2 separate regions of the Mus musculus genome follow, and region 2 is linked to region 1. A link is a loop called in an ENCODE intact Hi-C map of the cell type or tissue named here. Cell type or tissue: heart. All regions are shown on one strand. Links, peaks and the distances in the headings refer to the core of each region. The heading gives the core; the rest is flanking DNA. Region 1 holds the start of Jsrp1 (junctional sarcoplasmic reticulum protein 1). Region 2 holds the start of Dot1l (DOT1-like, histone H3 methyltransferase (S. cerevisiae)).

Region 1 (12,395 bases), core at 1,699-9,698:
GATGGCTCAGCAGGTAAGAGCACTGACTGCTCTTCCAAAGGTCTCCAGTTCAAATCCCAGCAATCACATAGTGGCTCACAACCACCCATAATGAGATCTGCCACCCTCTTCTGGTGGGTCTAAAAACAGCTACAGTGTATTTATGTATAATAAATAAATAAATCAACCAGGCGGTGGTGGCGCAGGCCTTTAATCCCAGAATTTGGGAGTCAGAGGCAGGCGGATTTCTGAGTTCAAGGCCAGCCTGGTCTACAAAGTGAGTTCCAGGACAGCCAGGGCTACACAGAGAAACCCTGTCTTGAAAAGAAAGAAAGAAAAAAAGAAAGAGAGAGAGAGAGAGAGAGAGAAGGAAAGAAGGAAAGAAAGAAAGAAAGAGAGAGAGAGAGAGAGAAGGAAAGAAGGAAAGAAAGAAAGAAAGAAAGAAAGAAAGAAAGAAAGAAAGAAAAAGAAATAGTTCTTTGGAGAAAATCCCATCTGTGTTGTCAGGATATATAACCAGCGGTCCAGTTCAGTGGTGTCAGGATTACCAACAGGAATCAGTCGCAGTGGCATGACCCAGCAGAAAAAGTCAGGCCTTCGCTGAATCAGTACAAGTCAGCAGAAGCAACCAGGACCAGAGGGGACACCAGGAGAAGTTCTCTGCTGTGCCTTTCTCAACGAACTGAAGATCAGTGAAGACTTGAGACCAAAGAAGCGTTGCAAAGATAGCTATGCAAGCCTGCTGTCACTGTTGAGTCCTATTTATACTCTATCCAAACATTATGTGTCTTCCCATGGGTATTGTCTTACCATGTGAATCTGTCTTAGCAAAGCTCTATGTGAGTATGTATCAGCTGACATCACTGTGCCGCTCTGCCAATTGTCGAGAGTCTGCAGAAGCAGCAAGAAGCCCCTAGAACATCATCAGAAGTTTTTTGTTTGCTTGTTTTGTTTTTTCCGAAAGTCTGTCAGGATTTGAACTCAGGACTTCTGTAAGAGCAGTCAGTGCTCTTAACCTCTGAGCCATTTCTCTCCAGCCCTCCAGCCCTCAAGAAAACTATTCTTAAACAGAAAGGGAGATGGGGCTGGAGAGATGGCTCAGCGATTAAAAGTTCCAGCAACCACATGGTGGCTCACAACCATCTGTAATGGGATCTGATGCCCTCTTCTGGAGAGTCTGAAGACAGCAACAGTGTACTCATCTGCATAAGAAAAAAACCCCAATCTTTAAAAAAACATTAAAAAATAATATTTTCTCTAATATTAATAATCTATATAATAATGATTATTATAAGATCCATCATATGTTGAGTTCAAGGCCAGCCTGGTCTACAGAGTGAGTTGTTACAGGATGGCCAGGACTGCACAAAGAAACCCTGTTTCGAAAAACCGAAAAAAAGGAAAAAAAGGAAAAAAAATCATATGTTAAATAAATAGGTTATGTACAATGTAGTCAAATAATAGTCTAACATAACAATATTTAATTTTTATTAATATATAATAAATAATTTAATTTTTCTGTTAATATATAATAAACAAAACCCTTCAGTATTTTTGTTTGTTTTTTCGAGAAGACAGGGTTTCTCTGTGTAGCCCTGGCTGTCCTGGAACTGACTCTGTAGACCAGGCTGGCCTTGAACTCAGAAATCCAACTGCCTCTGCCTCCCGAGTGCTGGGATCAAAGGCGTGTGCCACCACGCCCAGCTCAGTTTTTATTAATATATAATAATTTAAACAAATGACTTTAAATTTTATTAATATATAATAAAGCAAAAACCTTAAATTTCTATTAATATATAATAATTTGAAAATTAATTTCAAATAATATATAACAATTAAGCAAAATAACCTACCACCTTAGATGATAACATCTCAAGCAGCCGAAAGCACCCACCCCAGCCGAAGGGACTGGGACGATGGTCTTTTTATATATATTTGGGGTTTTTTTTGTTGTTGTTGAATTGGGGCAAAGGATTTTTGTTTTGGGGCCCCAAGGAAAAAAAATAGTTAATCTGAGAAAAGCTAGTTGTAGCATTTCTTGTCCAGTCTTTATGTTTATCTAGTCTCTGTGTGATCAGTCATTAGGGCTAGCCCTTTTGAAGTTGATTAGCATGCTTATTTTAGAGAAATGAGTGACTGAGACAGCCTGTGAATCACTTGGGCTGTTTGCTTTGTGAAGACGTCTGTGTCTCAGGTGATAATAGGTTTTTCTTTTTCTTTTTTTTAATATTTTTTATTACATATTTTCCTATATTACATTTCCAATGCTATCCCAAAAGTCCCCCATACCCTCCCCCTCCCCACTTCCCTACCCACCCATTCCCATTTTTTTGGCCCTGGCGTTCCCCTGTACTGGGGCATATACAGTTTGCGTGTACAATGGGCCTCTCTTTCCAGTGATGGCCGACTAGGCCATCTTTTGATACATATGCAGCTAGAGTCAAGAGCTCCGGGGTACTGGTTAGTTCATAATGTTGTTCCACCTATAGGGTTGCAGATCCCTTTAGCTCCTTGGGTACTTTCTCTAGCTCCTCCATTGGGAGCCCTGTGATCCATCCAATAGCTGACTGTGAGCATCCACTTCTGTGTTTGCTAGGCCCCGGCATAGTCTCACAAGAGACAGCTACATCTGGGTCCTTTCGATAAAATTTTGCTAGTGTATGCAATGATAATAGGTTTTTCTTGGTCTGATTTAATTTTTATAAGTTTTTCTGGTAACTATTTTTTTTATTCTTTGTAGATACATAAACATAACCATGTCTCTATCTTAAAACTACTGTAGGTTTCTATTTTAATGCCAACACATCTTCATAGTATATTGGCTGGCCTAGTTCAGTTTTTTTGAAAACCTAGTTGCTGTTCTAGTTTATCAACATTAAGAAAATTTGGAGTTAGCCGGGCATGGTGGTGTATGCCTTTAATCCCAGCACTTGGGAGGCAGAGGCAGGAGGATTTCTGAGTTCGAGGCCAGCCTGGTCTACAAAGTGAGTTCCAGGATAGCCAGGGCTATACAGAGAAACCCTGTCTCGAAAAACAAACAAACAAACAAAAAAAAAAAAAAAGAAGAAGAAAAGAAAAGAGAAAAGAAAAGAAAAGAAAATTTGGAGTTAACAACATATTCTTTAGTCTGTCCCTGGGGGGTTTACATGCCCCTAGCCCCTCACTGGGGGAGTCTAGGCAAGGGCTCTACCCCTGACCACGCCCCCAGCCCCCTCACTAGGAGAGTCTAAACAGGGCCACCCTGATCCTCATGGATTATCCCTGAATCTTCAGATGTTTTCCTATTTGAATAAGCACCTCAGGTAAACAGTTTTGCTTTGCCTTTTTAATTACTGCATACATCATCCATGCCACACCTGTGTGGAAGTCAGAGGAAAGCTCAGATGAGTAGGTTCAGAGCTTTTTGCAGATGGGTCTTGAGGATTGAACTCTGGTCTTCCGACTTAGTAGATAGCATCCCTACCCATTAAGCCATCTTTCCAGCCTGTATTTGAGGTTTTAAAATATGGTCTACTTTAGAGCCCACTCAGGCTTGAAACTGTCTTTCTGCCTCAGCATTCCAAAGGCTAGGACTGACCCAGGATCCAGCATGCCCCCTGGAATCCAGTCTGCAGACCTGCTGAGATGGGTCACTATGTCAGTGTGTCCACAGACTGGAACCAGGGCAGAAAGAGCAAGGGGCAGAAGCACAGGGGCTTGCTGCCAAGCCTGCTGACCTGGGACTCACATGGTAGAAGAAAAAACTGACGCCAAAATTGTCCTTTGACCCCTCTCAACCGCTCCCCCTGGATGTCTACAAACAAGCACACACAAAACAAACACATGTCATTTAAACAAACAAGTAAATTGAGATTAGGCATCGCAGCACAAGCTGAGACAGGAGGATTATTGTAAGTTGGAGTCCTGCCTGAACTACAGTGTGAGATTCTGTCTGAAAATACCTAAGAAAACGAGATACACAAAAAGGCAAGTCGAGGTAGCTCATGTGTTTAATCTATTTTTAAAGGGGACCCAGGCAGATCCCTGAGTTCCAGGCTGATAAGGTCTACAGAGTGAGTGGTGCTAGGCTTCAAAAACCAAACCAAAAAATAAAAAAGTAACAATTCTTAAGAGGGGGAAGGAAGGCTGAGCTCATGCCTGGACTGGCAAGAGGACTGAAGAGATTGTACCTCAAGGACTTGATCTGGCTCAGCAAGGCGGGCAGGAGGTGCAAAGGCTTGTTGCAACTGTCCCCACCCACCCCAGACTCTGCTCAGAGATAAAGCCTAGCCCAGCCTTTGCATGGGGAGAAGGCCTGAGTATCTCCACACAGGACAGAGGTAGTTTTGAGGAACCCAAAGGGAGCTGGCAGATCTTAAGTCATGGAGGTGTTTTCCAGTAAACGCTACTATCTCTACTCACAATATTTTATTTTGTATTGTTTTTCTCAGTCTATATAATGGGACAAAAAAGAGACAGAGAAGCGAGGAGGAGACAGAGGAGTGGGGTGGAGAGAGAGAAGGGGCGGGGGAGTGGAGGACCAATGGTTGCTTGTGTTTGTTCAGCCTTGGAGTTGTCCCTCCCTCACCAAACCCAGCCCCGTGAATCCCATCTTTCCAGTTTTCTTATATTTTGGTTAGCTTTTACTTATTTATTTATTTATTTATTTACTTATTTATTTGTAGCAGGCTGGCCTCGAACTCAGGCCCTGCTTCTCTGGGACTGGTCAGGATGCCCTCATCTGTGTTCCAACCACAATCATCCTATCCTAGAGGGGAGTGGATAGGATGCACCAGTCACAGGCAACAGTGCTGGCTCTGTTCTTAGTTGTTTCCAAACCCTTGCAGAGGACTCAAGCTTGGTTCCCAGCATCCACGTCAGCTGGTTCACAACCACGGGTAACTCCAGCTCCAGGGGATGCAATGGCTCCAAAAGCATCACCATCATCACTGTCATCGTCATCACCATCATCACTGTCATCGTCATCACCATCATCACTGTCATCGTCATCACCATCATCGTCGTCATCATCAACAGCCGCAACAGCAGCAACAACACCACCACACACACACAGTTTTAAAAAAAGGGTTTTTTTTAATACTTCTTTTTTTTTTAATTTATTATATGTAAGTACACTGTAGCTGTCTTCAGACTCACCAGAAGAGGGCACCAGATCTCCTTACGGATGATTGTGAAGCACCATGTGGTTGCTGGGAATTGAACTCAGGACCTTCGGAAGAGCAGTCAGTGCTCTTAACTGCTGAGCCATCTCACCAGCCCCCTAACAAAAAGTTTTAACTTAAAAATATTAAAAGCATCCAGGTGTGGCAAATATTTTTAATACCAGCAATCCGAGGCAGAGGCAAGAGAATTTTTGTGTTTAAGGCCAGCCTGGGCTACAGAGTGAATTCCTGGACAGCCAGGGCTACACAGAGAAACCCTGTCTCAGAAAAACCAAAACCAAAAAACAATCTTGTGGGTGCCATGTGACACCCGAGTATTTTCTTCAGGGAACCTGCGGCCCAAGACCTCGACAAAAACATTAAGGACCCAGGGCTGGTTGTGGTCGTGTACACCTGTCATTTGTCCTCTTGGGAGGTGGAAGCAGAAGAGTCAGGAGTTCAAGGCTATCCTCAGCTACATAGTGAGCTACATGAGACCTGCCTGTGCTACAGGAGACCCTGTCTCAAAACAAATGCTGAAGCCGGGCATGGTAGTGCAAACCTTTAATCCCTTTAATCCCAGCACTCCCAGCCAGGGCTATACAGAGAAACCCTGTCTCAAAAACAAAACAAAACAAAACAAAACAACAAACAAACAAACAAAAAGAAAAACAGAAAAAAAAACACACAAAAAACAAATGCTGGCTATGAGGTGAATGCCTGTCATCTGGCTTGAGAGGCAAACATTGCAGGTTCAAGGCCAGCCTGATTCCAGGCCATCCAGAGTTATGGAGTAAGACTCTGTCATCTAGCTGGCTGGTAGCCAAGCATCTGTACCCAGGAAGCTCAGTGACCTGAGGTGGGTGGGTCCCTGGAATTCACAGGCTGCAAGGATAAGCCAGGGAACTAGAGCCTACAAGCCATCCTCTGACCTCCACAGATACTCTATAGCATGGGCACGTACACATGAAGTTACACTAAATAAATAAACGTTAAGGAAACTGTCTGGTAACAGGAGGTGGCCACTTCAGTCTCTATATCCCCTCTGGTAGGAATCTCAGCTAGGGTCACCCCCATAGACTTCCTGTAACCTCACCTGTCCCAGGCCTCTAGCTGGTCCCAGAGGTGTCTCCCCATCAATTTCCAACCCTCTTCCCCTCCCCCAACATCTGACCGCCTTCCCGTACCCCTCCTTGCCCCCTCCATCCTTCCATCCACCACTAATGTCTATTTTATTTCCCCTTCTGAGTGAACTTCATGCGTTCTCCCCCGGGCCCTCCTTTTTAGCTTCTTTGGGTCTGTACAGTGTAACATGGTTCCTGTATATAATGGCTAATATCCACTTATCAGTGACTACATACTATGCATGTGCTTTTGGGACTGGGTCACCTCACTCAGGATGATATTTTCTAGTTCCATTCATTTGCCTGCAGATTTCATGATGTCTTTCTTTATAATAGCTGAGTAATATTCTATTGTGTAAATGTACCACATTTTCTGTATCCATTCTTTGGTTGAGAGACATTTAGGTTGTTTCCAGTATCTGGCATCTTTTGGGTATAAGCCCAGGAGTGGAATAGCTGGGGCTTCAGGTAGAACTATTTCCAATTTTATGAGGAAGCACCAGAGATAAAGCCAACCAGCTATGTGAGACTTCAAGTAAGTGGTCACTAGCCACTTCCCCAATTAGGCAAGGGGTAGCAGGCTTAGAAGTATCCAACAGCTGGGCGTGGTGGTGCACGCCTTTAATCCCAGCACTTGGGAGGCAGAGGCAGGCAGATTTCTGAGTTCAAGGCCAGCCTGGTCTACAGAGTGAGTTCCAGGACAGCCAGGGCTATACAGAGAAACCCTGTCTCGAAAAAACAAAAACAAAAAACAAAAACAAACAAACAAACAAAAAAAGAAGTACCCAACCATTGAGTTAGCCAAGGCTTTTTAAAATTAACTGGCGTGTGTGTGTGTGTGTGTGTGTGTGTGTGTGTGTGTGTGTTTGTGTGTGTGTGTTTTCCATTCAGAGATCTGAGATAGCTCCTGAGCAGGTGCCTGTGAGATCTGTTGGGAGCGCAAAGTGGTGTAGCCAAAACCTCACCAATACAGTGGGGTCATATTTGTACTTATTCATCATGGGTCCTTTCATGTGTTTGCTACAGCAAAATGTCCTTTCACCTGTGTCTGCTTCAGAAAAATACTCCTTCCCATGTCTACTTTAGCAAGACGCTTTGTCTCCTGTGTGCCCCAGCAAAACATCATTTGACATAACTGACTTTCCAAAGTAGAAGTCGCCAGTCGGTGGTGGCACATGCCTTTAATGCCAGCACTTGGGAGGCAGAGGCAGGCAGATTTTTGAGTTCGAGGCCAGCCTGGTCTACAAAGTGAGTTCCAGGACAGCCAGGACTACACAGAGAAACCCTGTCTCAGGGTATGGGGATGTGTGGGGTGACACCTAGAGAGGGGCTCCCCCTTCTCAAGGAGAAAGGGAGGGAGAAATGGGGGTATGTTCTGTGTGAGGGGGCACTGGAAGAAGAGGGAGGCTGATATTGGGATGTAAAGTAAATAAATAAATTGTTAAAAAATGTAAAAAGGAAAACAATAAAATAAGAAATATAAAAAGTGGACTGGAGCCGGGCAGTGGTGGCACATGCCTTTAATCCCAGCACCTGGGAGGCAGAGGCAGGCAGATTTCTGTGTTCAAGGTCAGCCTGGTCTACAAAGTGAGTTCCAGGACAGCCAGGGCTAAACAGAGAAACCCTGTCTTGAAAAAAAACAAAAAACAAAACAAACAAACAAAAAAAAAAAAACAAAAAAGAAAGAAAGAAAGAAAAAAGAAAAACCAAAAATAAAATAAAATAAAATAAAATTGGACTGGAGAGTTGACTCAGCTGTTAAGAGCACTGACTGCTCTTCTTGAGGTCCTGAGTTCAAATCCCAGCAACCACATGGTGGCTCACAACCATCTGTAATGGGATCTGATGCCCTCTTCCAGTGTGTCTGAAGATAGCTGCAGTGTTCTTATTAATAATAAATTTTTAAAATTCCATTTTAAAGAAATAGAAAAAGTGGGCTGGAGAGGTGGCTCGATGGTTAAGAGCACTGACTGTTCTTCCCTGAGTTCAAATCCCAGCAACCACATGGTGGCTCACAACCATCTGTAATGAAATCTGACGCCCTCTTCTGGTGAGTCTGGAGACAGCTACAGTGAACTTAGATATAATAATAAATAATACTAAATAAATATTTTTTTTTGAAAAGGAATATAAAAAGCAACCCCGTTGCCATTGACAACAGTAACAATGGTCTCCAAATGGCTGCATTGGGTCGTGCTGTGCTTGTTCACTGATGAAGCAACTCCATGGGCCGATGATAACGTCGTGTATGAACTGTGCCAGCATGGACAGGTTCCTTAGTGCAGTGAGCTGTGGCAATGCAAAGTGCAGGCTCCCCAGCGCGCAGCCCTGTGCAGCAGCATTCTTCTGGCAAACATCCCTCAGGGAGTGAGCTCTTGGCCGCCTGAATCCCACTTTGCACACGTGGAAACAGAGGTTCTGAGAAGCCTTGAGAGATGAAGCCACAAACGTGTCACTACCTAAAATTTCCATGCTTCGGGAGGGGGTAGAATGGGGTGAGGGGTGGAGCTCCACCTAGAGTTCCCAGGGAGGGGTTGAGGTTACATAAAGTAACTCAAGTAGTATAAAGAGAAACCCCGAGTGGGCTGGAGAGATGGCTTAGCAGTGAAGAGCACTGACTACTCTTCTACTCTTCCAAAGGTCCTGAGTTCAATTCTCAGCAACCACATGGTGACTCACAACCTGTAATGAGATCTGATGCCCTCTTCTGGTGCCTTTGAAGTCAGTTACGTGTACCTATGTATAATAATAAATAAATCTTGAAAGAGAGAGAGAGAGAGAGAGAGAGAGAGAGAGAAAGAGAGAGAGAGAGAGAGAGAGAGAGAGAGAGAGAGAAAGAGAGAGAGAGAGAAAGAGAGAGAGAGAGAAAGAGAGAGAGAGAGAAAGAGAGAGAGAGAGAAAGAGAGAGAGAGAGAAAGAGAGAGAGAGAGAGAGAGAGAGAAAGAGAGAGAGAGAGAGAGAAAGAGAGAGAGAGAGAGAGAGAGAAAGAGAGAAAGAGAGAAAGAGAGAAAGAGAGAAAGAGAGAAAGAGAGAAAGAGAGAAAGAGAGAAAGAGAGAAAGAGAGAAAGAAAGAAAGAAAGAAAGAAAGAAAGAAAGAAAGAGGAAGACACAAGTAAATCTCTATGAGTTCAAGGCCAGCCTGGTCTACCTACAGAGAGCAAGTTCCAGGGAAGCAAAGACAAGACAAGAAAAGAAAGCATGAAGCACTGGCAAACAGTTGTGAGTGAACCTGGAACGCAGGGCAGGGACGAGCCTGCACAGAGCAGAAGCTTCAGATATGGCTGCTGGAGTCACAGTTGCCTAGGCCCCTGGACACCAGGGCAGCAGACAAGATCCCCTGATTCATTGCTGGAGGAGCAGGCTGTGTACTGAAGTAGGAGTGGGTCACCCCTCAGTCAGCTCTCTGCTCTGTAGCACTGTTGGGGTGGTGGCCACCCTGCCAGTGACTCTGTGGAAGTCCCTCCTCCTGGCTCCCTGGCTCTTTCCAATTGGTGTCCCCAGCTGTCTCTGGCCACCTGTTCCTGTCCATCCCAGGCCGCCCCTCCGTCCACTATCTTGTCTCTCAAGCCCAGCTCGGAGGCTGTCGGGTAAGAGGGGCTGTGGGGAGACCTGGGCAGAGGTGTGGGTCCCTGGTTCTTGGTGTGGGAACCTCTGATGCCCATAAGGGTCTCCAGTTCCTGTGACTGTCACCCCCTACACACACAGAGGTGGGGGCCAAACTCTTTCTGTCTCCTGTGTTTCAGCTCCCTTCCCCCATGTGGAAAACTCTTCCAGGTTCTATTTTCATTTCATTTTTTAAATTACATTTTAATTTTTTATTTTTTGGTGTACATGTAGGCACTAGATGCTAAGGTAAATGCTAAAATGCTAAGGTGCATGTGTGGTTGTCAGAAGACGACCTGAGGCGTCTTGTCTCCCCTTCCAGCGATGGAGTGTGAGTAAAGGGAATTGAAGGATTGAATTCAGACCATCAGACTGAGCTACAAGCTCCTTTCCCTGATGAGCCATCTTGCCAGCCCATCCTCTCCCTGATTTTAAAGTGTTTCTGTTTGGGCATGGAGGCACATTAAGAGTGACAGCCAGAAGCCATGGGGACATCCCCTTTTACCATAATAAGCTAGGTCTTGTGTTTGGCTTCGATTCAGCACAGCCTCTGGTCTCAATTTCTCCATGTGCCCTATGGGAAAGGGGGCAGGAAAGCTTGTCTTGCTCCACAGTTGCTACAGTGAGGGCCAGTTGGTCCAGGCTGCTGGGGCTTCAGCGGTGCTCCCCACCCTCAGGTCAGTGAGACAGTCAGTGCTAGGGGAGGATTGGGAGCAAAGGCCTGGGGAGGGGCTGGGCTGCTAGACTCACCCATCTTGCTGGCTTTAGACACTGGATAAAAATAGTTGATGGCCTCAGAGAACATGAGCCGGCCCTGGGAGGAGGGTTCCCGCGTGGGCCTCTGGATTTATTACTGTGTGACCTTGAGTGGGCCCTGAGTCTCTCTGAACCACAGTTTAGTCTTTTGCTGTGCTGCTAGATTCTGGAGTCCTGCAGTGGCTGGGCTCTGGGGGAGGGGTCTTGAGGAGGCTGTGCTGAGAGCATGTATAAAGACAGAGACCACATCCTCCCTCCCTCCCCATCTTCCAGTCTCTATGACTACCAGAGGCCTGGAGGACCTGGATGGGGGCCTGGGCAGCTGCCTCCCCAGTGATGACCTCCCATTTCTGGAGGAACCAGCCTCAGGCCGGCGGCCAGAGAGCAAGGCTCGAGGTACAGTGACTGAGGATCACCTGGCAGATCTGGATTGGAATCCATGATGACACATACTGTGTGTCTTTGGCAAACGTGTCTCTGAGCCTCATACCCCACACCCCTTGTCATCTGGAGTGGAGGCAGAGTTGGGGAGGAGACGGGACAGGATCCTTTACGGGTGGTGAATAGCCCACTGTTTTACTTACAGGGACATCCAGGCGGGCCGACTCCAGTGACTGGACCCATGTGAGTAGTTTCTCTCTTTCTCTCTCTCTCTCTTTCACTCTCTCTTTCTTCTTCCTTCTTTTTCTTCTTCTTGAGTTAGGGTCTCATATAGCCCAGGCTGTCCTCAAATTCAAACCTCAAGGATGATCCTGAACTCTGAGCCTCCTGCCTTTCCCTCCTGACCCCACACCTGGCTTACGTGATGCTGGGGACAGAGTCCTGGCTTCCTGCATGCTGGGTGAGCTATAGCCCCACAGGCCTTACAAATCTTTCCCTCATTTTTGTTTTTTTGTTTTTCGAGACAGGGTTTCTCTGTGTAACTCTGGCTGTCCCAGAACTCACTTTGTAGACCAGGCTGGCCTCGAACTCAGAAATCCGCCTGCCTCTGCCTTCTGAGTGCTGGGATTAAAAGCGTGTGCCACCCCGCCCGGCTTCTTTCCCTCATTTTTAGTTGATGTCTATGAATGCTTACTTCTATTTTATTTTTATTTTATGAGTTTCGCCTGCACACATGTGTTCCTCATGCCTGAAGAGGTCAGATGCAGACATCTGACCAGGAGCTGGAGTCCCATGTGGGTGCTGGGAATCGAACCTGAGTCCTCTGCAGGAGCAGCTGGTTCTGTAACTACTTAGCTGTCTCTCCAGCTTCTGTGTATTCACACATATATGTATGTGTGTGTGTGAGGTTGTCTTAGTCAAGGTTTCTATTCCTGCACAAACATCATGACCAAGAAGCAAGTTAGGGAGGAAAGGATTTATTCAGCTTATACTTCCACATTCCACAAAGGAAGTCAGGACTGGAACTCAAGCAGGTCAGAAAGCAGGAGCTGATGCAGAGGCCATGGAAGGATGTTACTTACTGGTTTGCTTCCCCTGGCTTGCTCAGCTCGCTTTCTTATAGAACTCAAGACTATAGCCCAGGGATGGCACCACCCACAGTGGGCCCTCCCCTCTTGATTACTAACTGAGAAAATGCCTTACAGCTGGATCTCTCAGAGGCATTTCCTCAAGGGAGGCTCCTTTCTCTGTGATAACTCCACCTTGTGTCAAGTTGACAGACAAAACCAGCCAGTATAGTATATATGTATATACATATATATGCACATTTGTATGTATGTATGTATGTATGTATGTATGTATGTATGTATGTATGTATGTGTATGTATAATGATGTCTGTGTGTGTGAACA
Region 2 (12,395 bases), core at 1,404-9,403, 67 kb after region 1:
CCCCGACTTCTCAGTCTCTACACCCCTGCCCACAAGGTCGGTCCAGACTCAGGTCCTCAAAGGCTGGAGACGCGGGGCTCCGGGCCGGCGGCGGCGACAACGCGACCGGCCGCGTCAGGGCAACGGCAGGCGCGGGCCGAGAACGGCCAAGGACCCGCCGCCGCCGCCGCTGCCGCCGCGGAGCCCCACGACTCCTACCCCCGCGTTCTCCGCAAGTACACTCACGTAGACCGGCAGCGGCCACGGGTAGACGGCGGGCTCGGCGCCCACAGGCGACTTGAGCCTCAGCTCCAGCTTCTCGCCCATGTCGGCGCGCGCGGCCGCCGCACCATGCTAGGCGGGCGGTTGGGGGAGGGGCGGGGCCACCGGCGGGAAGCCGGGCGGGCGGACACGGGCGGACGCGGGGCGGACGGCTGAGGACAGACGGCCCGGCCTGTGCCTCGGCCGCCGCTCCCGTGTGGCCCCAGCTCCCCTCTTTGTAGGAGTCACAGAGCCGGGGCGTCTAGAGCCGCCGCCATCTTGGGCCGGCGTGAGGAGAAGGCACAATGAGCCGGGGGGTCGGGCGGAACCACTCGGCGAGCGCGCGCGGGGGAGGCCGGGAGCCAAGAGGCGGTGCGCGCCCAGAGCCTCCGCCCGCCGCGCCGCGCGCGCCACCCCTCGCACGCCACGCCCCCTTGGACTCGCCCTCCTCCGACCGACGCACGCACTTACGCACGCAGCGGCGCACGCACGTCCTCGGTTGCCCTCCGACGTCGCCGCCAGCCGGAAGCGGGGACCCGGGGAAACCCTGCGGAGGAAAGCGAGAGAGACCAGGCGGGGTCAAGTTCAAATCCCAGTTGCACAGGCTTGCTTCGCGTCCCTTCGCTTTGCTTTGCTTTTTTCTTTTCTTTCCATTTCCTGTTCTTTTTCTTTCTCTTCCCTTCCCGTCAATTTTCTTTTTCTGTTTTTCTGGCTTTTTCTTTCTTTCTTTTTTTTTTCATTTTTCAATTTTTCCCCTTCTTTAGCTTTTCTATTTTTTCACTTTTCTAGCCTATCTGCTTATTGTTTATTTACATGCTTTTTTTTTTTTTTTTTTTTTTGAGACAGGGTGTCCCTGGCTGTCCAGGAACTCATTCTGTTGACCAGTCTGACCTCGAATTTACCAAAATCCACCTGCCTCTGCCTCCTGAGAGCTGGGATTAAAGATGTGAGCAATAAGTTAATTAATAAATCATCAGTCAAATTGGACCCTATAGGTCGGAGGCTCTCAATTAAGAGTTCAAAGCAATGTTATTCTCTGACCTGCCCAGAACTTTACAGAGTCAGGAGCCAAACTTATTTCCTTCTTAGGCCATTCCAATCCTTCTAATACTTAAGTTCCCTCCCCCCAAAACCTTCTGAGAATAAGTTACCTTGAGGTGAGCTGTCACCAGCTCACCAGCCGCTTCTGGATAGCTGCTTCTTCTTCCTGACTACATGGGAGTGAATGTAATCTAGGGGAGATGGCTCCCACCCCTCATCCTAGCGCTTGCCAGCCCCCAAAAGAAGGATCCGGAGCTAGAAGCCATGCTGAGCTACCAAGTAAATTCCGGGCCAGCCTGGGCAACTCAGTGAGCCCTCGTTCCAAAACTAAATGACGTGGTAAAAGACTCTGTAGCTTGGTGTCTCAGTCAGGGCTTCTATTCCTGCACAAACATCAGGACCAAGAAGCAAGTTGGGGAGGAAAGGGTTTATTCACCTTACACTTCCACATTGCTGTTAATCACCAAAGGATGTCAGGACTGGAACTCAGGCAGGTCAGGAAGCAGGAGCTGATGCAGAGGCCATGGAGGGATGTTCTTTACTGGCTTGCTTCCCCTGGCTTGCTCAGCTTGCGCTCTCTCTCTCTCTCTCTCTCTCTCTCTCTTAAATACATTTTTTTCCCAAGACAGGGTTTCTCTGTGTAGCCCTGGCTGCAGCTTGCTCTCTTATAGAACCCAAGACTACCAGCCCAGGGATGGCACCACTCACAAGGGGACCTCCCCCCTTGATCACTAATTAAGAAAATGCCTTACATGGGCTGGTGAGATGGCTCAGTGGGTAAGAGCACCTTACTGCTCTTCCAAAGGTCCGAAGTTCAAATCCCAGCAACCACATGGTGGCTCACAACCATCCATAATGAGATCTGACTCCCTCTTCTGGGGTGTCTGAAGACAGCTACAGTGTACTTACATATAATAAAAATAAATTAAAAAAAAAAAAGAAAAAAGAAAATGCCTTACAGCTGGATCTCATGGAGGCATTTCCCCAGCTGAAGCTCCTTTCTCTGTCAAGTTGACACAAAACTAGCCAGTACACTTGGTATGATGTAAGCAGGTCAAGAAACTGAACTTGCCAGGTAACTCATGGGTTACACAGGGCTCTTGGGACACAGGCAGAGGCAGGTGGATAGCCTGGGCCTGAGCCGAGATTATCCTTCCTTGCAGAAGTCTGCATTGGCTCTTCCTAGATTGCTCTATTGTTTTTATTTGTTGGCTTCTATGTTTTTTTGTTTGTTTGTTTTTTGGTTTGGTTTTTCGAGACAGGGTGTGCCACCACACCCGGCGGCTTCTACGTTTGATTTTGTTATCTTGTTTTACTTTTTTTTTTTTTTTTTTTTTTGAGAGGAGATCATTGTGTAGCTTTGAAAGTTGATATGTGCAGGGCAGTGGTGGCATGCATCTTTAATCCCAGCACTTGGGAGGCAGAGGCAGGTGGATTTCTGAATTCGAGGCCAGCCTGCTCTACAGAGTGAGTTCCAGGACACCCAGGGCTATACAGAGAAACCCTGTCTGGAAAAAAATTTTAAAAAACAAAACAAAACAAAACAAAAGAAAGTTGATAAGTAGCCCAGGCTGGCCTTAAACTCACAGAGATCGGCCTGCCTCTGCCTCCCGAGTGGAGTGCTGAGATAAAGCCCTCTGGAGGCACCATGTCCATTCTGCTTCAGCTTTGGCTGGTTGTTGCTGGTGGTGTTCTTGGGACAGTCTTCTGTAGGCCAGAATGACCTTGAATGCCTTTTCTTTTTCTTTTCTTTTCTTTTCTTTTCTTTATTTCCTGCTTGATTAAGGAAATGAACTTGAGCAAATACTGTCCCACTAAGCTAGTCTAAGAGCAGACCTTGACCAGCAGCCCCCCAGCCTGCTGCTGCAGTGACAGACTGTGAACGTTCTTTATATCTGACCTACTTCCTCATGCCCTTTAGAGAGAAGGCCAATCCTGTTACTCACTCTAGGGGATTCCTACACAGAGCTCTCCTCCGTGCCTTGTAGCTATTACTTTCTCCTTGTGTTGTCCAGAGTGAGGCTCATCTTTCCCTACAAGACAATGTCCCAACTTCAGTGGTAGTGGAGAGAATTTCCCAGGTCTCTCATGCTTTCATTGCCAGAGCTAATAGGGCATAGCCTGGTGCCTCCTAGGAGCTAGGGCCAAGCACTTCCTTGCCAAACACGCCCCCAATCACTCACAGAGGATTCTAGGCGAGGCTCCACCCCTGACCACGCCCCCAGCCCACCCCTTTTCCTCCCCCACCCCCAGGAGGCAGGGCTTAACCCTAACCATGCCTCAACCCCTCATTGGAGGATTCTAGATAGAGTTCCAGCCCTGTCCACACTCCCAGCCCCTCCCTCACTGGGGGTTCTACACGGGAGTTTAAGATTTAGTGTCTATATATATTGCCCAGGAAAGTTTTAACTCATCGCCTTCCGGCACCCCAAGTGCTGGAATTTTAAGGATTATGTGCTGGGATATGGAGGGTTCCATGCGGGCACGAGGAGTCTGGGATGTGAGGGGTATGTATGCTCAGGACCTCAAGAAGACACCCCCACCCGTGCCCAGATATCCTTTTACCTTTTGTTACCAAACTCAGCTTAAAACCTAAAAGAAGCAAGAGAAAGCCTAGGTCCAGAGGGAGAGGGAAGTCCCCTCGCCCACACCGTGGCTCCAGAGGGAGCGGGAAGTCTCCCCACATCCCCAGCCTCTGTCTTAGAAGTTCCTCTGCAGCTTCCTGCACCTTCTTGGTTTCAAGGCGCTGGCCGGTTCTGCTAATTTTGGGCTGAGAGCCCACAGGATCCTGTGAGTCACATCTTAAAATAACCTCCGTTTCTATATGTGTGCGCACTCGGCTCTATTTCTGGAAGTCTGAGTAATAGCCGAGGAAGCCGGGGGTTTGCCATCGGCCACTCCCTCCCAGCCAGCACTGTGCCTGAACTCCAAAGTACTCTCAAGAGTGGGGAGTTTAAGTTCCAGACCAACACCAGATATGGGATAAGTGGGTGGAGAGCTGACCTGGAACGTGGGAAACCCTGAGCTGCATCGCCGGAACAACTCTCATAAACGGGGTGTGGTGAACTAGCCTCTCACCCACCACTGCACTGGGAGGTGGAGGCAGAGCAGTTAAGAGATGACTGAGAAGATCTATAAAGAGCACTTGCTGCTCTTCCAGAGTTGCTGAGTTCAATTCCCAGCAACCACATAGTGGCTCACAACCATCAACAAGGGTATCTGCTGCCCTCTTCTGTCGTGCAGGAGATAGAACACTCATATATATAATACATCTTTTTTCTTTTCTTTTCTTTTCTTTTCTTTTCTTTTCTTTTCTTTTCTTTTCTCTTCTCTTCTCTTCTCTTCTCTTCTCTTCTCTCCTCTTCTCTTCTCTTCTTTTCTTTCTTTCTTTTTTTTAAAAGAGGGACCTCATGTCCATGTCTAAGGTGGAGAGAGATGGAGATGCAGGACTTCAAGCTCAGACCTCCATACACATTGGACACATATACTTTCATAAACAAAGAAAAGGGCCAGAGGAATGGCTCAGTTGGTGAGGAGTTTGCCTTCAAAGACAAGAATCCTATTTTAGTTCTGGTGCCCACACACAAGTGTCAGGCCTAGGGTGGTGGCATGCCCTGGTGCCAGCCCTGGGGTGGTGGCCCCTGGAATTCAGGAACTGGAAAAGCACAGACAGGAGCCAGCCTAGTCTAATTAATGAGTTCCAGGCTAGGAGAAACTGGCTCAAAAGGAGTAGGCAGCAGTCCTGAAGAACACAGCCGAGGCTATCCTCTGGGGATCACAGCCTAGGCTATCCTCTGACTTCCATGCCCTACCCACCCATATATACACCTGCAGGCACACACAAACACAGACATACAGAGTAAATAAACTGTTTAAAGAACAGAAAATAGGCCAGGAGTGATGGCACACGCCTTTAATCCCAGCACTCTGGAGACAGGCAGGCTGATCTCTGTGAGTTCAAGGTCAGCCTAGTCTACAGAGCAAGCTCCAAGATTACCAGGGCTACACAGAGACTCTGTCTTGAAAAAAAAGTGTGTGTGTGTGTGTGTGTGTGTGTGTGTAGATGGCTCAGAAGTTAAGAGCACTGACTGCTCTTCCAGAGGTCCTCAGTTCAATTCCCAGAAACCACATGGTGGCTCACAACCATCTGTAATGGGATCTGATGCCCTCTTCTGGGGTGTCTGAAGACAGCTATAGTGTACTCACATATATAAAGTAAATAATTCTTTAAAAAACAAAACAAAATAAACAAACAAAAAACTAATGCCGGGCAGTGGTGGCACACACCTTTAATCCCAGCACTTGGGAAGCAGAGGCAGGCAGATTTCTGAGTTCAAAGCCAGCCTGGTCTACAGAGTGAGTTCCAGGACAGCCAGGGCTACACGGAGAAACCCTGTCTTGAGAAACAACAACAACAACAACAACAACAACAACAACAACAACAAAAACCCCAAAACAAAGAGCAAAACAAACAAACAAATAAACATACTAAAAATCCACCCTGAAATACCCTGAGCAAAGGTGCTGGGAGTGGAAGCAATATTTCATCCTGCAGGTGTAGCGCATCACCAAGAGAATTCAGGCCTGGAACCTGAAGGCAGGCAGGACCTTGGGCATAGGCAATGGAGGAGGACTGCAGAATGGCTTGCCCCCGTGGCCAGTTCACTCTACTGGACCTCGGCCAAGAAAATGGCCCAGGGATCAGTCTGGTTAGGGCCTTTACCCAGTCGATGCTCTATCTTCCAAGATGATTCTAGCTGTCTCAAGTTGATGTAACCTACTCAGAACAAAACCAACCAAGGCTACAGAGATGCTTTCGGCAGAGCTGCTGCTGGCATGCTGGAGTCTGATCAATGGCAATGCTGGCATGCTGAGACCCTGGCAATGGATAGGAGAGAACCAACTTCTGGGAAATGCCCACTGACCTCCACACGCACACAAGCAAGCATGCACACCATAAATAAATAAATAAATAAATGTAATGAAGAGTTGTTTTAAAGTATTTGTTTGCCAGGTGTGGTGGTGAACGCCTTTAATCCCAGCACTCGGGAGGCAGAGGCAGGCAGATTTCTGAGTTCGAGGCCAACTTGGTCTACAAAGTAAGTTCCAGGACAGCCAGGGCTATACTGTCCTGGAACTCACTACATAAATCAGGCTGGCCCTGAATTTACAGAGATCTGCTTCGGAGTGCTGGGATTAATGGCATGCAACACTCACTACACCTGATTTTTCTTTAATTTTTTTTTTAAATAATCAAATCCCAGAGAGCTAGGGACATGGCTCAGGTGGTAAAGTGGCCACCATGCAGGCTTGAGGGCCAGAGTTTTGATCTTCAGAACCCACAACAGGCCCAGAAATAGTGGCGCACACTTTTAATCGATCTCAGAGTTAAGGAGGCAGAGACAGGAGGATTCCTGGAATCCCTGGGGCCAGCCAGCCAGCCAAGTCTGACCCACGAGTTCAAGAGCTAGATGTGATGTGAGGAACCAGATCCAAGGTTGAACTCTGACCTTCACACATGGACACTTGTACACGTATGCACAGCAAATCTTGGGCTGTCGCTGAGAATCCTTAGGAAACAGGAATTAGCAAGTTCCTTGAGGGTGGGAGGGATGGATGCTTTCAGTGGCCAGACCAAAGGAATTTCAGCACCAAGGAGAGCTCCAGACGCTCTCTGTGGGAGGCTTCCTTCATTCTCACCCGCCCTCTTAAAGGGGCTCCTGGGCCAGGGAAACACCAGAGGACCTCAGGGGTTTTTTTTCTCCAGGGGCGAGAGGCATCAGGGACTTTTTAAATGGGAAGATGGTTACATTCAACCTGCTTTTTATTTTCTCTTTTCGATTTATTCATTTTATGTGCATGTGTGTTCTATCTGCATGTACATCTGTGTGTGTCTGGGGCCCATGGTGGTCAGAAGGACTTGGATCCCCTGGATCTGGAGTTATATATGGTTGTGAACCACCATGTGGGTACTGGGAATTGAATCTCTGTCCTCTGGAAAAGCTTCAAATGTTCGTAACTGCTGAGACATCTCTTCAGAGTGAGCCCTCCTCTAGGAATTCCTTTGTTTTTCTTGCTTTGAGACAGGGGCTCACTATGCTGCTCTGGCTGACCTGAAACTTGCTGAGTACCTCCCACCCACAGAGAAGCTCCTGTGAGGCCGTGGCTCCTGTGGCCCCTGCTAGCCAGTGTATCTCATCAGCTTGCACACCCCCTCACTCCCTCATTGCTCCTTCACAGGCTGAGCTGGTTTTGTTTGTTTTCTGCTTGAACTTGAACCCAGGACCTTGTCCATCCTGGACAAGCTTGAGTCTGAGTTTTGTCACCATTCCTGAGCCTCTCTGAACTCTTTGTTCCCATGTCTGCCTGCCTGCTTTTCTCAGAACTTTCTTCTTTCTCTAAATGTCTCCTTGATCTTTGCTCATTGCTAAAGTTGGAATACAGTAGATTATTAGTATGTTGTTGAGTGGGTGGATGGGTGGGTGGATGAGTGGGTGGTGAACGGGTGGGTGGTAGGGTGGGTGGATGGATAGATTGGGTACATAGATTTTATTTATTTATTTATTTAGTTTTTTTTGGGGGGGGGTCGAGACAGGGTTTCTTTGTGAAGCCCTGGCTATCCTGGAACTCACTTTGTAGACCAGGCTGGCCTCGAACTCAGAAACCCACCTGCCTCTGCCTCCTGAGTGCTGGGATTAAAGGCGTGTGCCACCACACCTGGCAGGGTACATAGATTTTTGATGGGGAGGTGGAAGGACTGCTTATGGATAAGTGAAGGTATTCCGTGTGATTAATAACACAGTCTTGAATCTCTGACCAGGTCCACCAGCTCAGGCTGCTGCACCTCTGTGCCTGGTAAGCACTGCCCTCTGCTGGCCACACTGAGGAATGTGCTATTTCCTGAAGTCCCAGTGCTGTGAGATTGGTCTGTTAAAAGCTCTTCTGCCTTCAAGTAACCCCAATGGCTTTGTTTGTTGTTTTGGTGTGTCAGGTAGCCCAGGCTGGCCTGAACTATTCCCCTGCCTCTTCATCGAGAACTGTTTAGAAACAGTTCTTTGGAGGCATGTCCAATCTTGTTAGAATATCAGTAGTCCAGTCCCTTATCGAAACACCAAATGTGAATCAGCAGCTGCAGCCCAGTCTTCTCGACCAGCATTACACAAGAACCAGCAAGGCCAGTTCAATCCAGAAGAAACTGTAAGGCTCCCCAACCGGCATGAGGCCACAGAAGCTGCAAGAAGCTGCAGGAACCGCATAAGAAATTCTTTGGCAGCCAGGCGTGGTGGTGCACGCCTTTAATTCCAGCACTTGGGAGGCAGAGGCAGGCAGATCTCTGAGTTCGAGGCCACCTGGTTTACAGAGTGAGTTCCAGGACAGCCAGAGCTATACAGAGAAACCCTGTCTCAAAAAACAAAAACAAAAACAAAAAACAAGGAAGAAAGAAAGAAAGAAAGAGAGAAAGAAAGAAAGAAAGAAAGAAAGAAAGAAAGAAAGAAATTAATTCTTTGGCAAGTTTCTCCTTGGTATCATCACAAGCAGGGCTCAACAACTCAATGTAAGGTGAACCAAGACATGTGTGTCATTAGCCAAGGATAGCAAGGCAGAGCAAAGCAAATCAATGCTTGAGCCCCACTGGCTGTGGGGTCATATTTATACTCCTTTATCATCCATTCTTTCATGTGTCTGCTATAGCAAAACATCCCCTCACCTGTGAGCCCCAGCAAACCATCATTTGACATAACTAACTTTCCACAGAAACCAGAAGTTTCTGCTTCCTTTGGGTGGAACCCAAGACTACTGACTGCTGGGCATACCCTCTGCATTCCACAGTGTGTCTCTATGTAGCTGAGGCTGACCTAAGTTATTATGTACCAGGCTGGCCTCAAATCCACTGAGACCCCTTGCCTCTGCCTCCCAGGGCAGATGACAGGCCCGGGTCATCATACCTGACTTAATTTAGTCTCATGTAGTTCAGGCTGGCCTTAAATTCACCTTGCAGCCCAAATAAAACCCAAGCTTCCGATCCTCCTGTCTGCATCTCTTCAGTGTGGATGGCAGGTTAACGTTTTCACCTGGCCTTTCTTATTTTGTCTGTTGTGTGTTGCAGTCTCTGATCTTCTTGCCTTGGCCTCCTGAGCCACCACACCCCCATGCTCACCTGACTGAGACACTGTCTCTTTGTTGAGCACTGTGCCCTGAAACTCAGTATGTCAATCAGGCTGGGACCTCAGTGGTCCTTTGCCTAGCTAAAATGTATAAAATACTACTTAAAATTTTTACCTTTTATTTATTTGTTTATTTATTTAATTTTCTGTGTGTAGGTGTTTTGCCGGCACGTATATCCACATCTCCGTGTTCTCCTGTTGGCTGTGGAAGCCAGAAGAGGGCTTGGATCCCCTGGAATTGCAGTCACACAGTTGTGAACCTCCACTGGGATCTGGAAATTGACTCTGGATCCTCGTGCCAAGTGCCATCAAGCACAGGGATTTTATGTGCACTATGGTGTGTAATTCCTCACGGAGGCCAGCAAAGGGAGTTTAATTTCCTGGAACTGGCGTTAATATGAGGCTGTGAGTCTACTGCTCTGGCTGGCATTGGTGATCAAACTTCACTCTTCTGCAAAAGCTGTCCTGTTTTTTTTTTTTAAAGGTTTATTTATTTATTATATGTAAGTACACTGTAGCTGTCTTCAGACATTCCAGAAGAAGGCGCCAGATCTCATTACAGATGGTTGTGAGCCACCATGTGGTTGTTGGGATTTGAACTCAGGTCCTTCAGAAGAGCAGTCAGTGCTCTTAACTGCTGAGCCATCTCTCCAGCCCCCTGTCCTGGTTCTTATAACCATTGTGGAGTTACTCCAGCCCCTATTGGTACTTATTTATTTATTTATTTATTTATTTATTTATTTATTTATTCAAGACAGGGTTTCTCTGTATAGCCCTGGCGGTCCTGGAACTCACTTTGTAGACCAGGCTGGCCTCGAACTCAGAAATCTGCCTGCCTCTGCCTCCCAAGTGCTGGGATTAAAGGCATGTACCATTACCGCCTGGCTGGTATTTACTTTTTAGATTTATTTATTATTTTATGTATGTGAGTACACTGTCCCTGTCTTCAGAAACACCAGAAGAGGGCATCAGATCCCACTACAGATGGTTGTGAGCCACCATGTGGTTGCTGGGAATTGAACTCAGGACCTCTGGAAGAGTAGATCTTAACTGCTGGGCCATCTCTCCAGCCCCTATTGATATTCATTCTTGTTATTTTTCATTTTCATGGCTGTTTAGGTGTACAGATATCTTGCCTGTGTATGTCTGTGGTGATTTGGATGAGAATGGCCCTCATATATGCCTATGTTTGAGTACCTGGCCCCTGCTTTCTGGGATTATTTGGGAAGGATTAGGAAGTGTAGCCTTGTTGGAGGAGGTCTGTCACACAGAGGAAGGGCTTTGAGGGTTCTCACAGCCTGCTGTGGTGGCGCACACCTTTAATCCCACTCAGGAGGCAGAGGCAGGTGGATCTCTGTGAATTTGAGGTCAGCGTGATCTACATAGTAAGTTCCAAGACAGCCAGGACTAAGCGACCTAGAGAGACCCTGTCTCAAAACAACAACAATGTCAACAACAACAACAACAACAAAACAAAGACTCTCACCATTCTGGTCTTTCTCTCTCTCTCTCTCTCTCTCTCTCTCTCTCTCTCTCTCTCTCTCTCTCTCCCCCCTTCTTGTTTGTAGCTCAGACATGAGCTCTCAGCTGTCCCTGTCCCTGTGCTGTGCTCTGCTTTCATGGACTCGAGCCTTCTGAAAAAACGGTTTCTTCTATAAGGTGCTTTAGTCATGGTGTTTGTCACAGAATTAAAAGCGTAATGAAGGTGATGTCCCCCGCCCCATGCATGCTTGCACCTGATGCCTGTAATGGTTTGAATGTGCTTGGCCCATGGGAAGTGGCACTGTTGGGAGGTGTGGCCCTGCTGGACTAGGCGTGACCTGGTAGGAAGTGTGTCACTCTGGGGGCGGGCTTTGAGGTCCTCTGCTCAAGCTCCACCCAGTGCAAAGAGAGCCTTTTCCTGGCTGCTTTGGGATCAAGATGTATGTAGTAAGTACTCTCAGCTCCTTCTCCAACACTGTCTGCCTGGATGCTGCCATGCTTCCCACCATGATGATAATGATCTAAACTGTAAACCAGCCCCTGTTAAATGTTGTCCTTATAAGAGTTGCCTTGGCCATGGTGTCTGTTCATAGAAATAAAAGACTAACTAAGATACTGCCTGAGGCAGCTGGCTAGGAATTCCCTGGAACTGGGTAGCATTACAGATGTTTTTGAGTGACCATGTGGGTGCTTGCAAATGAACCCAGGTTCTCTAGAAGAGCTTTAAAACTTAGTGTTCCTGCTGAATGTCCAGAAAGGGAAGTTCAGCCGGGTGTGGTGGCACATGCCTTTAATCCCAGCACTTGGGAGGCAGAGGCAGGCAGATTTCTGAGTTCGAGGCCAGCCTGGTCTACCAAGTGAGTTCCAGGACAGCCAGGGCTACACAGAGAAACCCTGACTCAAAAAACCAAAACCAACCAAACAAACAAAAGAAACAGGTAATCTATCTTCCATATTATTTTTGAAGTGCTGTTCAGCTAAACTGGCTAATTACCTATTCTCTACTCTTATACTCATAGTATAATTATTTAAACATGGGACCACATTCTTGGATCACATGATCCAGGGACTCGGACCTAACCTAAAATGAATGTCTTCTTTGATCATTAATTAGTCCCAAGCCAGGGGACTGGTGAGATGGCTCAGTGGGTAAGAGCACCCGACTGGTCTTCAGAAGGTCCGGAGTTCAAATCCCAGCAACCACATGGTGGCTCACAACCACCCATAATGAGATCTTATGCCCTCTTCTGGTACGTCTGAAGACAGCTACAGTGTACTTACATGTAATAAATAAGTAAATAAATAAATAAATAAAAGTGTTTGTGCACCAAAAAAAAAAAAATTAGTCCCAAGCCTATTTTGTCTTTCAAGTACAATTACATGCTTGTAACACACGAAAGCTCACTGTGTTCCTTATTTAACGTTTGCAGCCAAAGGAGGGGACACATTCTATGCTTAATGCTAACT

What was found. A loop is a pair of places that touch in the nucleus more often than their neighbours do. Peaks named below come from ENCODE experiments on the same cell type or tissue, not always from the same donor. Only the 100,000 strongest peaks of a DNase experiment are listed, where the experiment ranks them.
Region 2: a loop joins it to region 1, with 5 times the contacts of the local background. A loop is called at or near these places in 13 of 42 quality-filtered maps.

Annotation. Positions count from the first base shown.
Region 1 is chr10:80,810,899-80,823,293 of GRCm38, reverse strand. It overlaps Jsrp1 (junctional sarcoplasmic reticulum protein 1), which reads left to right and starts at 9,796. Exons shown (of 7, transcript NM_028001.3): 1 at 9,796-9,831; 2 at 10,877-10,999; 3 at 11,190-11,227. The coding sequence starts at 10,882. In heart, for the core only: CTCF peaks have their summits at 5,118 (motif pointing right) and 8,285 (motif pointing left); no DNase peak of the experiment used is centred there; H3K27me3 peaks cover 294 bases.
Region 2 is chr10:80,743,355-80,755,749 of GRCm38, reverse strand. It overlaps Dot1l (DOT1-like, histone H3 methyltransferase (S. cerevisiae)), which reads right to left and starts at 547. Exons shown (of 28, transcript NM_199322.2): 1 at 226-547. The coding sequence starts at 306. In heart, for the core only: CTCF peaks have their summits at 4,512 (motif pointing left) and 8,155 (motif pointing left); DNase peaks (open chromatin) are centred at 3,489, 4,099, 5,985, 8,119 and 1 weaker place; H3K4me3 peaks cover 1,289 bases; H3K27ac peaks cover 1,693 bases.